Linked DNA regions of Homo sapiens: region 1 is linked to region 2. Evidence: chromatin contacts called from ENCODE Hi-C or POLR2A ChIA-PET data. All regions are on one chromosome and are shown on one strand. Each heading gives the region's core, a stretch centred on a gene start or an enhancer-like site at or near the end of the contact. The rest is flanking DNA. Distances are from core to core; before and after follow the strand shown. Region 1 overlaps LOC101929650 (a long non-coding RNA gene). Region 2 overlaps LOC101929650 (a long non-coding RNA gene).

Region 1 (5,648 bases), core at 1,664-4,163, 45 kb before region 2:
AGATATTCCAGAGAGGCCGATCGTCATTGAAAGGGAATGCTCCGTGAACCCTCTGAGCCCTCTTTGACTTCAGAAGCAATAGTATCACAGCTCACAAATTCAGTAGAAAGTCCGAGTTGCATCAGTTTGGAAGTCATGCGGTCAGGCTTCCTGTACCCAGAGGGTGATTCAGCCGCAGAAAGCTCTGGGCTGCACCCCACCCACCCCTGGCCTTCAGGGCCCAGCCACATTGAGGCTGCAGGCGAGCCTGGCCCCCATGCCTGAGAGCCAGATTCCATTCCCTGGCAGCCTCACCTTGGATCGGACAGGGAGGGATCCTAGGACACCAGCCTCGTCTATCCTCCCTGGGACACCCTAGAACCTCACAGCCTGTGGGAAACACCAGGGCATGGAGGGTCAAGCCTACAAAATCCCCCAGTAGGTGATTAGGATAAGGTGAGCACTGGCCCTAGCTGACTCAGGCCAGCCCCCCAAGCAGCCAGACCACGTGAGAAGTGATGGCCACACAATGCTCTGGGTGTCTCAAGGAAAGTCCAAGAGCAGTGGCACTCCGGGCTGCATCCTTGGAGTAAGCACAGAGCAAGACCCCAGCATGCTTTGCAGACCCCGCCTTATGAGCCCTGCACCCCACTGCTCCGGGAGGGGTCAGCACCCCCATGCCAGGGCTGGTTTTCGGGGTGGGTGCCTGGACAATCTGAAGGACCTTTCGGCCACAAGGTGTTGAGAACTCTGCAGAGGATGCTGGGGATTAGCACAACAAGCTCTGCTCCTTCAGGCTGTGCGAGGCCTCATGAAAGCTCCTAAAAATCAGAGGAAGGGCCATGGCAGAGCCTGGGACAAGTGGGCAGCTCACAGAGGGGACTGGGTGCTTGCCATTAGCCCAGACTTCTCCCACTGCTCCTGCCTCAACTGCTACTGCCCGGAGTCTAAGCCCACTTTGTTGACAAGTACCCATTCTATAGAGAGCCTCGCCTAACTCCAGGTAGAGGCAGAAAAGTGTGTGTAGATCAAATGGCCCAGCTGGCAGCAGAGCCAAAAGTCATGCTTACTTGCTGGCCAGCCTTGCACAAGGCACCAAGGGTCACCTCTGCAGGCTTCAGATCCTGCCCTCTGTGAACAGTCAAAAAGAAGGTGTCAGAAGGAGCTAGAGGATGCAAGGGTGGCCAAGGGGCACAGAGGAGGGTCAGGTTACACTGGGAGGGAAGAGAGGCAGCCTTTGCATTCTCTAGGAGAAGCAGGGCGGGAGACTTTGGAGCCCAGCTCCCTGATGGGACATATGGGAACCTGCGGGGACAGGAGAGTGTCTTTGATAGGCGAGCCCAGTGCCTCTTACCTTCAGGAGGGCGCCTGAGCTGTGAAGTCTGCCCCTGTTGCTCAGAGATAGTTCCCTCCAGCAGGAAAACCTCTTTGAGGTGAGTTACGGCTTCTGGAGGCACAAGGATGGGCCGAGGTCACCAGGCCTTGCCTGTCCACCTTACCTACCCTGAAGTGCATGACCTTTCTTAGGGACAGAGCCTCTCTAGTTAATCTTAGAGCCTGGCCAGGAGCCCAGGATGGGGCAGCATGGGGCACAACACTTACTAGATGGTCAGGCGAGGGGAGCAACTGGGACCCTCCCCTCCAGTTCGAGCCATGTGTGTCATGTATGTGCATGTACATGTGTGTATGTAATGTGAAGTCAGATGTGTGTATGTGTGCATATGCAAGGACATGCTAATGTGTGTGTGCATGTACACGTGTGAATCTGTGCAAGCACATACAAGTGTGCATGGGCGTGGACATGTATGTGCATGCATGTGGAAGTAAGTGTACAGGTACAGTCTGAATCTGTGTGTGCACACACAAGTGTGCATGGGTGTGGGCATGTGTGTATGTGCATGCATGTGGAAGTGTGGAAGTGTACAGGTACAGTCTGAATCTGTGTGCACACATAAGTGTGCATGGGTGTGGGCATGTGTGTATGTGCATGCATGTGGACGTGTGTGAGTTGCCCTAGCACATGTTTGTACATATGCTTGTGTGCACCCATGCTAGGCTGCTCTCCCTCCTGGTTCTCTTTCAGGACAGGCCAAGTGAACCAGGGCGAGCTCTTCTCTCCCTCTGACGGCCCCTCCACAGGAGAGGGACCTGGGACCAAGGTTCCTTCAGCCATCAGACCCTAAGTCTCAGGGCACAGGGTCAGAAAGCTTCTAAGGACCCATGAAAATATAGAAACTGGGTGAAATTAACTCTTATTGGCCCGACATATGAAAAGAAAATTGCTTTTGAGCTTCCAGGAGATCTTCTCAGGTTTTGTTTTGGGGATTTCCTGGGAAGGGCATGTTTCCAAACAAGACTCTTGCCGTCTGCTCCCCCGGAGCTCCCCAACCAGCCAGGAGAGGCCACTGGCAGGGAAGAAGGTCCAGCCCAGCACAGACTCCCCAGGGAGGGCCCCAGCCCAGTGGAAGGACCATGGAAACCATGTCAGTCTCCCTCAGCGGCTGCCCTGGGTTGACATGTCCCCTTAGGGATCTCAGGCTCTCAACCCTCTAGTCAATTCTGAGCTGAGTTTTTCTGGAGCTTTATATTCAACTCTGACTTTGCTTCCCTTCACCTCTACTCCCCACCCTAGAAATAGAAACCTGAGGTCAGGAAGTGCTGAGGGTCCTTGGGTTTGGTGTCGGGGAAGACACCGTGCTGACTCGAACCCACTAGGCCTGGAGCCCAAAAGTCCCTTCTCTGTGACCTGCGACAAGCCTCTACAGCCACGTCTCCTTCCCTGTGGTAACCGAGTGACACCAATTGGCTCCCAGCCACCGCTGGGCCTCAGGCAGTTGCAGTGGCTTCGGCACTGGCTTTGCTGAGCCAGTGACAGCGACGGCACCTCCTGGATGTGAAATGTGCCAACACCCTGGCCTCGGGGACCGTACGGCGTGGTGTGAAATTTCTGTTTTAACGCTCCATGACCACATAGGTCTTGGCTTTTTATGAGTAAAGCAGAGACCGTGTTGTACCCAAGCTCTCTGGGTGGCACCCACAGCTTCCTCAGCGGGGTAACGGTGACGGGTGGACAACTGGCCCACAGGCAAACTGCACGTCCCCCACGGCGAGCATCTCTGAGCTGCACTGACCAGTTCAGGCCCATGCGTCACCGGCATTTTTCTGAGCCAGCTCCTCTGGTTCATGAGAAGGTCTGAATTCAAGAAATGAACGCCCAGCAATTAGCAATGTCCACAGAATCAAAGGAGCATGGTTTTAGTTGTCCTCCCAGGCAGCTTTGCCAGTCCGGGTATGAGGTAAAGCCAGAGGGACCCTGCCTCACCCACGCGCCCCAAGAGGGGTCCAAGGACCACCGACTGTCCCCACTTCCCTGGAACTGAGGATGAGGCTGATTCATGTGTTTCCTGTGACGGCCACGACATCATCATATCCGCTCGGAGAACTATTTTTAACTGATTTATGTATTTCTTGTATGAGGAAGACACCAACTTCTCCTTTAGTCAGTTTTACAGGAAAGTACTGCAGCTGTGCTCAGCTCAGCAATATTAATCGCCACAGAGCACCCTCCGAAGTCTTGCAAAAATTAATAAAGTTGGAAATATGAGTCAGGTTTGGATGCCACTCATTCTGAAAAAGAAGAAACTCAATAATAGTTACCTTCTCCTGTAGAATCAACGAGCCCAGTTTGCGAAAGAGCACCCTGTGTCTTTAAATTTCCGTGGCGTGCCCACAGAGGAAGGTGTTCCGACCTCTGCTGCCGCTGCAGCTCCGGGGCACTGACCACACAGAGCTGGTTTCTGCACTTGCATCGCTTGCCCGAGAGCTAGTCACCGCGGGCGTGGGCGAGGCTGCCAGGGGCCACCTGCCTGCCAGAGCCAGGGTGCCTATCTTTAAGGCCAGGGGCTCCTGAGGACACAGACACTTCCCTCCTCTTTCAGACAAGGACAAGCTCAGGGACATGGGTGGTTTGGGCTCAGGCTGACCGGGAAAGACACGTAGAAAGTTTGGTGTGCGCTCTGGGTTGTGGGGGCCCGGCGGGAGGGTGGGCTTCAGGATCCCGTCCCAGGACGCGTTCATTCAGCGGCACTCACACCCCCAGCACCTGCTCCCGGCGGGTGCCGAGGCTTCTTTCACTCTTCTTAGCATCTCCCCATCACTCACTTGACTCCAACCAACAGCCACTTATGTACCAGCTACGCGCCAGGTTGCTGAACAGCTCTGAGCAATTAAAGGGCAGCCAGGAGCAGCTGGGAGAGGAGGGGCTGGAGGAGGAAGAGGGGTCCAGGACCCAGGGGCTCACGGGGCATCCCGAAGTCTTTGTGGAGACCTAGGGTTGGGGCTGCAGCAGGGGGTCGGGGGGCAGCCAGAGATCCCGGTAGACCCGGGAGGGGCCTGATCAAGGAGAAGGAGGGGCCACAGAGCCAGGGTCAGGACAGACTGTGAGGGGGCCTCTTGTTGGGACAGCGTCCCCTCGGAGCAAGAGCCCGGGGCGTGTGGCCGCCTCACTGTGACCTCCGGCCGTGCAGGCCTCTGGGGAGGGTGGAGATGTTTTCCCCTTCTCAGAGCACGCAGGTGTTACCTGCCCACAGAGTAGGAAGTGGGGTGCTGTCACCTGCACCGCACAGGTGAGGAAGCTGAAAACCCAAGACCCAAGCCATTTGGTCTCACTCTGGCTGAATCACCTGGAGGCTTTGGGAAACAGATTTTCTTCCCCCTTCCAGCCTTACCGCCACCCTCCTCTCTTCTAGAAGAGGCAAGAAGAAGCGGGGGTGGGGGTGCAGGCCGAATTGCCTGGAGGTTAGGGGGACCCTCAGCACCTGAGTCAGGGCTCTGTGAGACCCCCTGGTTCTTCGCTCACTGTGGGCTGAGACGCAAGCTGAGTCGTCCACAGGAAGATACCCTCTTACTCTGAACAACCACTCTTTCAAAGAGGACACTGAGGCTCAGAGAGGCTCCCCAAAGCAATGGCCAGCCACCATGGGCAGGACGTGGACTCCGGCCCAGGAAGCCTGGCTCCAGAATCATGCTCCAGGCCTCTAAGCTGTAATTTGTGTCCTCCAGGGCTCACAATATCTAAGATTTAATGTGGAAAAATGGTGCTATTCTGTCTCACCCCATGCCCCAAAATGAACTTAAAGGCAAAAAAAAAAAAAAAAAAAAAGAATAATTATAAAGTTTGGAAGAAAATACAAGAGCATTTTGGTATAAAAATGCAAAATCCAAAGCCTTAAAGGAAACCATTTGACTACTTAAAATTTAAAAACTTTTATGTGATGAAAAGAACAACCTTAAAAAGGTAAAATAATAAGCAGCAGACTGGGAACGAATATCTGCAATGTAAACACAAAGTACTGATATTCATCATATATAAAGAACTCCCACAAATCAACAAGAAAAAAGCAAATGACTAGCTAGAAAAGTGGTAAAGGGTAAAAACAGAAACATAGTCAAATAAACTAATGAATATCACAAAATATCCAACCTCCCTATTAATCATAGAAATAAGAAATTGAAAAATATTTTATGACTAAATCTAGTGTTGCTCCAGTGAGGAAGGGATCCACTGACATGCCGTATGCAGGGGTGTGAATGGGAACAGGCTTTTGAGAGGTGATTTGGAGTCTCTATCACAAGTTTAAATGCACCTGCCCTGAGACGCCCATCCCTGG
Region 2 (5,567 bases), core at 1,950-4,449:
ACCAAATACTCCCATTAAAAACGCAGAGAGATTGGGCCGTGCACGGTGGCTCATGCCTGTAATCCCAGCACTTTGGGAGGCTGAGGCGGGCAGATCACCTGAGGTCAGGAGTTCAAGATCAGCCTGACCAACATGACCCTGTCTCTACTAAAAATACAAAAAAATTAGCTGGGCGTGGTGGTGGACACCTATAGTCCCAGCTACTTGGGAGGCTGAGGGTAGGAGAATCGTTTGAACTCGGGAGGCGGAGGTTGCAGTGAGCCAAGATTGCACCACTGCACTCCAGCCTGGGTGACAAGAGCGAAACTCTGTCTCAAAACAAAAAAAAAAAAAAAAAAGGCAGAGATTGGTCTAGACACTGCCATAAACCAAGAAATGAAATGAAAGTCATACAGATTGGAAAAGAAGTTAACTGTCTTTATTCATAGGTAACATGATTCTATTCATACACAATCCTAAAATATGTATCTAAGAAAACTACTAAAACGAGTAAGTGAACTTAACAAGGTCACGGAATATAAAACTATACAAAAATTAGCTGTATTTCTGTATATCAGCACAATTGGAAAATGAAAATAAGTAACAAACAAAAACAAATATTTACAAAAGCATCCAGAAGCATGATATACTTAGGGATAAATTTAACAAAATGTGTGTGGGGCCTGTATACCAAAAACTATAAAACATTGCTGAGAGAAATTAAGAAGAACTAAATTAATGGAAAGACATACCACGTTTATGGCTTAGAAGACTCAATATTGTTAAGATGTCTTTTCTTTCAAATTCATCTATAGATTAGACTCAATCCCTATCAAAATCCTAGCAGGCATTTGTTTTTGTAAAAATTGATTCTAAAACAGATTCTAAAATTTATATGGGAAGGCAAAGGACCTGGGATAGCCAAAACAATTTTGAAAAAGAACAAATTTGGAGGATTTACACTACTTAATTTCAATACATACAATAAAGCAGCAAATAGTAGAGTACTAGTGTTAGGATAAGCATGTAGATCACAGAACAGCACAGAGAGTCCAGAAACAGACCTATATATATATATATTCTCCTACCCCAGCCTCCCAAGTAGCTGGGACTACAGGTGTCCACCACCACACCATGTTGGTCAGGCTGGTCTCGAACTCCTGACCTCAGGTGATCTGCCCACCTCAGGCTCCCAAAGTGCTGGGATTATAGGCGTGAGCCACTGTGCACAGCCCAATATATATATGTGTATATATATGTATATATGTATATATGTGTATATGTGTATATATATGTATATATACGTATATATGTATATATACGTATATATACATACAGCCAATTTTATACAGTGCCAAGGTAATTCAATGTGGAAAGGACAGTCTCAAGTCTTACCTCATACCATACGTAAAAATTCAGTCAAAAGGGATCATGGAGCTAAAAGTTAAAGTTAAAACCATGAAACTACTAAAAGACAACATAGGAGAAAATCTTTGTGACTTTGGTGTTCGCAAAGGTTTTTTAGCAGGACACAAATCATCAAGTGAAAAGAAAATGTTAATAAATTATACTTCAAAATTAAAAGCCTTTGTTTTTCAAAAAGAACTATTAAGAAAATTTTTAAAAAGACAGACTGAAGAGAATATTTGCAATACATGTATCGGACAAAGGACCTGTACCCAGAATATATACAGAACACTTGCAATTCAAAATAATTTTTATTGCCTGTAATCCCAGCTACTCGGGAGGCTGAGGCACGAGAATCGCCTGAACCCGAGAGGCGGAGGTTGCAGCGAGCCGAGATCGCACCATTGCACTCCAGCCTGGGCGACAGAGGGACACTCCATCTCAAAAAATAAACAAATACATAATTTTTATAAGCAACTCAATTCAACAAATGAGCAAAATATATAGAAAGTTTACAAAAGACGTATGAATGACCAATAAACACATGAAATAGGGACCAGTATCTTTAGTTATCAGGGAGGTGAAAATTAGCCTCAATGAGACACCACTCCACACCCACCAACGTGGCTAAAATTTAAACTACTGGTAAAATCAAGAGTTGCCAAGGATGAGGAGCAGTGGGAACTCTCTCCTCTGGTGGAGCATGAATCCATAACCACTCAGAAAGACGGTTTGGCGTTACCGACAAAAGTTGAACAGACACACACTCTGACTCAGCAATCACAGCCCTAGATACACACCCAGCGGAAACGCGTATGTTCACCCAGCCATGGCAGCATATTCAAAATGGCCATAAACTAAGCAACCCAAATAGCCATCAACAATCGAACAGACAGGTATAGTGTAGCCTATTCACACAATGGGCTGCGGCATGAGAACAAGGGGTTCCACTCACATACGTTAAAACAACATGCAAGACCGGCAGAGGTAGGGACCATCCTGACCTCGGGGAGGAGGAAAAGTATCATAAGTGGAATTGTCAGGACGTCCATGGCTCACTCTCTCCTTTCCTTTGAGTTTTGCTCAGATGCCTACTTCTCATTGAGCCTCCCTGACAATTCCATCTAAACAGCAGCTGCCACTCACTGTCATGCTCGATTACCATTGTCCAGAGAACCTTCCATCACAAAGTCTGTCTCTCTCCAACATAGACATAACTGCATTTGAATGGGCTTCAAGAAGGCAGATGCTTTTGTCAGTGACACTTTTCTTGACACACAGTAGGTGTTTGATTACTGGAGCGAGTGAGTCACTGAAGGGCAAGGCAGGAGAGTTTCCCAGGAGCACGCTGAGACCAACAACCAAGCCACAGGGTTGGCATGTGGGGGCAGTGGTGCAGGGACAGGCATGCGGCCAGTGGAGCCGACCACAGAGCCCAGAAACAGCCCGGCACACAGAGAAGGCCTGGGCCCGACAGAGGTGAGGTGCAGGCCTGCGCACGGTGCCAGGGACTGGCCACGCACATTAGGAAAGCGAAACTGGATCCCTATCTTCAACCAAACACAAGGAAATTGCTTCCAGATGGATGAGGACTTGTGATGGGGGCAAGATGATGGAAGTAAAAGCTACAGGAGAATATCTCCCACACTCGAGGCCAGGAAGGGTTTGTTCAGATACAAACGAGGAAAATTGTGAAAGACAAGGCTGACGCACGTCCTACGTCCAAATCTACCATCAGAAGACAAAAGACAAGGGCAAAGGCAGGGCATGAACTGGGAGGAAACATCTGCAGCACACACAGCTGATGAGGTTCATGTCGGGAGCCACAGGGAGCCGTGACTCAGAAAGCGAGAGGTGGCCCCGCCGGAGGGCACAGGCAGGCACTCTCGGGGATGCGTGAGGATGGCAAGTTCTACTTACAGTCAGGGAAACTCAAAGTAAACCGCAAGCAAGGCCACTTTATACTCACCAGATTCCCAAACAGAAAGAGCCGGGATGGGGCCAAGGGCTGCTGTGAGCACCGGAGGAACCTCTGCCTGGGACTGGCGGTGGGCACCTACCCGCTGGCTCAGGTCTGAGCTGGGGCAGGGCCAGGTGAGGGAACAATGGAAGGTTGGCTCAACTTCCGTTTCACGTGGGCTCTCACACCCGGGGTCAATACAACCACCGGATGCCTTCCTGAGGAGGTCCAGGGTCTGTGGGAAGTGGGACCAGCAACAACCCCACTGTCACCCGGGGTCTCAGGGTCTATGGGGAGGTGGAGCTGGGGACCCCACTGTCACCCAGGGTCTGAGGATCTGTGGGAGGTGGAGCTGGGGACCCCCCTGTCATATGAGGTCTGAGGGTCTATGGGGAGGTGGAGCTGGGGACCCCCTGTCATATGAGGTCTGAGGGTCTATGGGGAGGTGGAGCTGGGGACCCCACTGTCACTGGGGGTCTGGGGGTCTGTCAGGAGTAGAGCTGGGAACCCCACTGTCACCTGAGGTCTGAGGGTGTGTAGGGAGTAGAGCCAGGGACCCCACTCTCACCCAGGGTCTGAGGGTATGTGGGAGGTGGAGCTGGGATGTTCCAGGCTTTCTAACCTGCTCTCCCATGGAAGTACTGAGCTGGGGCCCTGGAACAGGTGCCTGGGAACTTGGTGAGCTCCTGGGGGCTGAGAGTTTCTCGGCTGGGAGAGGTTTTTCTTGTGAAGGAGGTCAGGGCTTGACTGGGAAATGGCGGCAGCCTCAGGACAGGCCGAGTGGTGCAGGAAGACAAGAATCATCTTTCACAACAGAGCGGGAGTGGGATTTTAACAAACCATCCCCTTGTCCCCAGAGCGGGGGGGCATCCCGGGGCCCAGAATTGTCCCCTTCCTGGGTGGTCCCACCCTCCCAGGCCCAGGGCTCTGTGGGAGCAGCGGAGAAAAGCCCAGGAGACTTGGCTGGTGACTCTCTGAGAACAAGTTCCTGGATTGGGTCCCAGAGGCCCTGGAAGGCCCCTTCCCACCCCACACATATCATGAGGGGTGCAGGGGACCCACGGGGACCCCACTCGGACCCAAGCTGGGGCCCTTCCTGACCCACAGCCCCCACTTTACTTGGGGAGCAGTGAGGGCCGTGACGGGAAGGCCTGAGGCAGCTGCTGGGGAGTTTCTTGGGTGGAAGAGTCTTTTCTTATGAAGGAGATGGACAGCTCGACTGGGAAGGGGGCGTGGGGACAGTAAACGGGGGACGTAGAGTGGGGCTCCCCTGCTCCCCACTGTGGGGAGGGACAGGCGCCAGGCGTGCAGGGAGGACCCTTGAAAAGGGCAGACGCCAAGGCCAGATCCCGCTTCGCCCCCCAAGGGCACTGGCAAAGGTCGTCTCAGCCTCGTTTCCTCACCCCCTCTCGAGGGCAAGGTCCCTTCGGCCTGCAGGATTCTGGGGTTCCCAAGTTCCCCGACTGACAGACCAGCCACGGTGGTGACAGCAAGGTCTCCCTGCCGCCCCTTGCCACAGGAATGCCTCGTGCCTCAGGAGGCGGTGGCCCCCACAGCCTCAAATCCCGGCCAAATCAGACATCCGGGAAGGAGGCAGGACAAGGGGGTCCTGCCTGTCACCCCGAGACGTCACCGGCGCCAGGGGCTGGCCTCCATGGTGTCACACCTGCAGCATAGGTTGGGGGGGCTCCCTCCCCCCAGCGGGGCAGGAGGCAGGCAGCACCGACGTCCCCACACAGCTGTAACCCGGGCACCAGGGCCAGCGGCTCTCACACATGCTCCTGAGTATTTAATAATATCAGGTATTTAATCATAAGCTCACAGAACTGCCCACAGGACTAAGCCCAGAATCCAGAGCCTGAGCAGGGGCCAAAGGAAGCAGCAGCCCCAAATTAACAAGAAGTGGTGAGAAAATAGGGAACAGAGAAACTGCGGGTGGGGCCGACATTTGTCCTCCCAGTGAGCCTTCCGCAGCGACACTTTTGGAAAGTGATGGTGGCGTGGCCGGGCACGAGGCCAGCGGAGCGGACACGACAGCTGCTCATAGACGGGGTTTGGCTTTGACGTTTTTTAAATCCCTCGTTCTCGGCCACAGTGGAAAAAGTCTCTTTTCAGTGAAGTATCCCGGGTGCCAAAGCACCCGGCCATGAGGTGGCGGAGCTCAGGCAGCTGATGGGTGAACGGGGGATGCCTGGCCACGGACGGGGACCACAGGCCGCCC

What was found. A loop is a pair of places that touch in the nucleus more often than their neighbours do. ChIA-PET counts read pairs that join two places held with the same protein, here RNA polymerase II (POLR2A). Pooled maps may share reads with other maps.
Region 1: a loop to region 2 is called in a map of CD14-positive monocyte, with 9 times the contacts of the local background. The contact joins two enhancer-like sites. A Hi-C loop is called at or near these places in 3 of 168 maps with a recorded cell type or tissue (CD14-positive monocyte, IMR-90 and ovary) and 3 of 50 pooled maps. POLR2A ChIA-PET finds 5 or more read pairs at or near these places in 3 of 52 experiments (AG04450, H1 and HEK293).

Annotation. Positions count from the first base shown.
Region 1 is chr17:83,197,761-83,203,408 of GRCh38, reverse strand. All of the region lies in intron 2 of LOC101929650 (a long non-coding RNA gene), which reads right to left. It overlaps LOC105371948 (a long non-coding RNA gene), which reads right to left. Exons shown (of 3, transcript XR_933965.3): 3 at 3,423-3,606. Among named protein-coding and RNA genes, the nearest start is that of METRNL, 120 kb to the right of the region's middle. Within about 2 kb of position 2,913, at least 30 of the 41 ENCODE cell types and tissues checked have a DNase peak (open chromatin) inside an H3K27ac peak, as active enhancers do; they include CD14-positive monocyte, where a contact is called at or near this core.
Region 2 is chr17:83,153,208-83,158,774 of GRCh38, reverse strand. The region is part of intron 2 of LOC101929650 (a long non-coding RNA gene); the gene reads right to left. Among named protein-coding and RNA genes, the nearest start is that of METRNL, 76 kb to the right of the region's middle. Within about 2 kb of position 3,199, at least 2 of the 41 ENCODE cell types and tissues checked have a DNase peak (open chromatin) inside an H3K27ac peak, as active enhancers do; they include CD14-positive monocyte, where a contact is called at or near this core.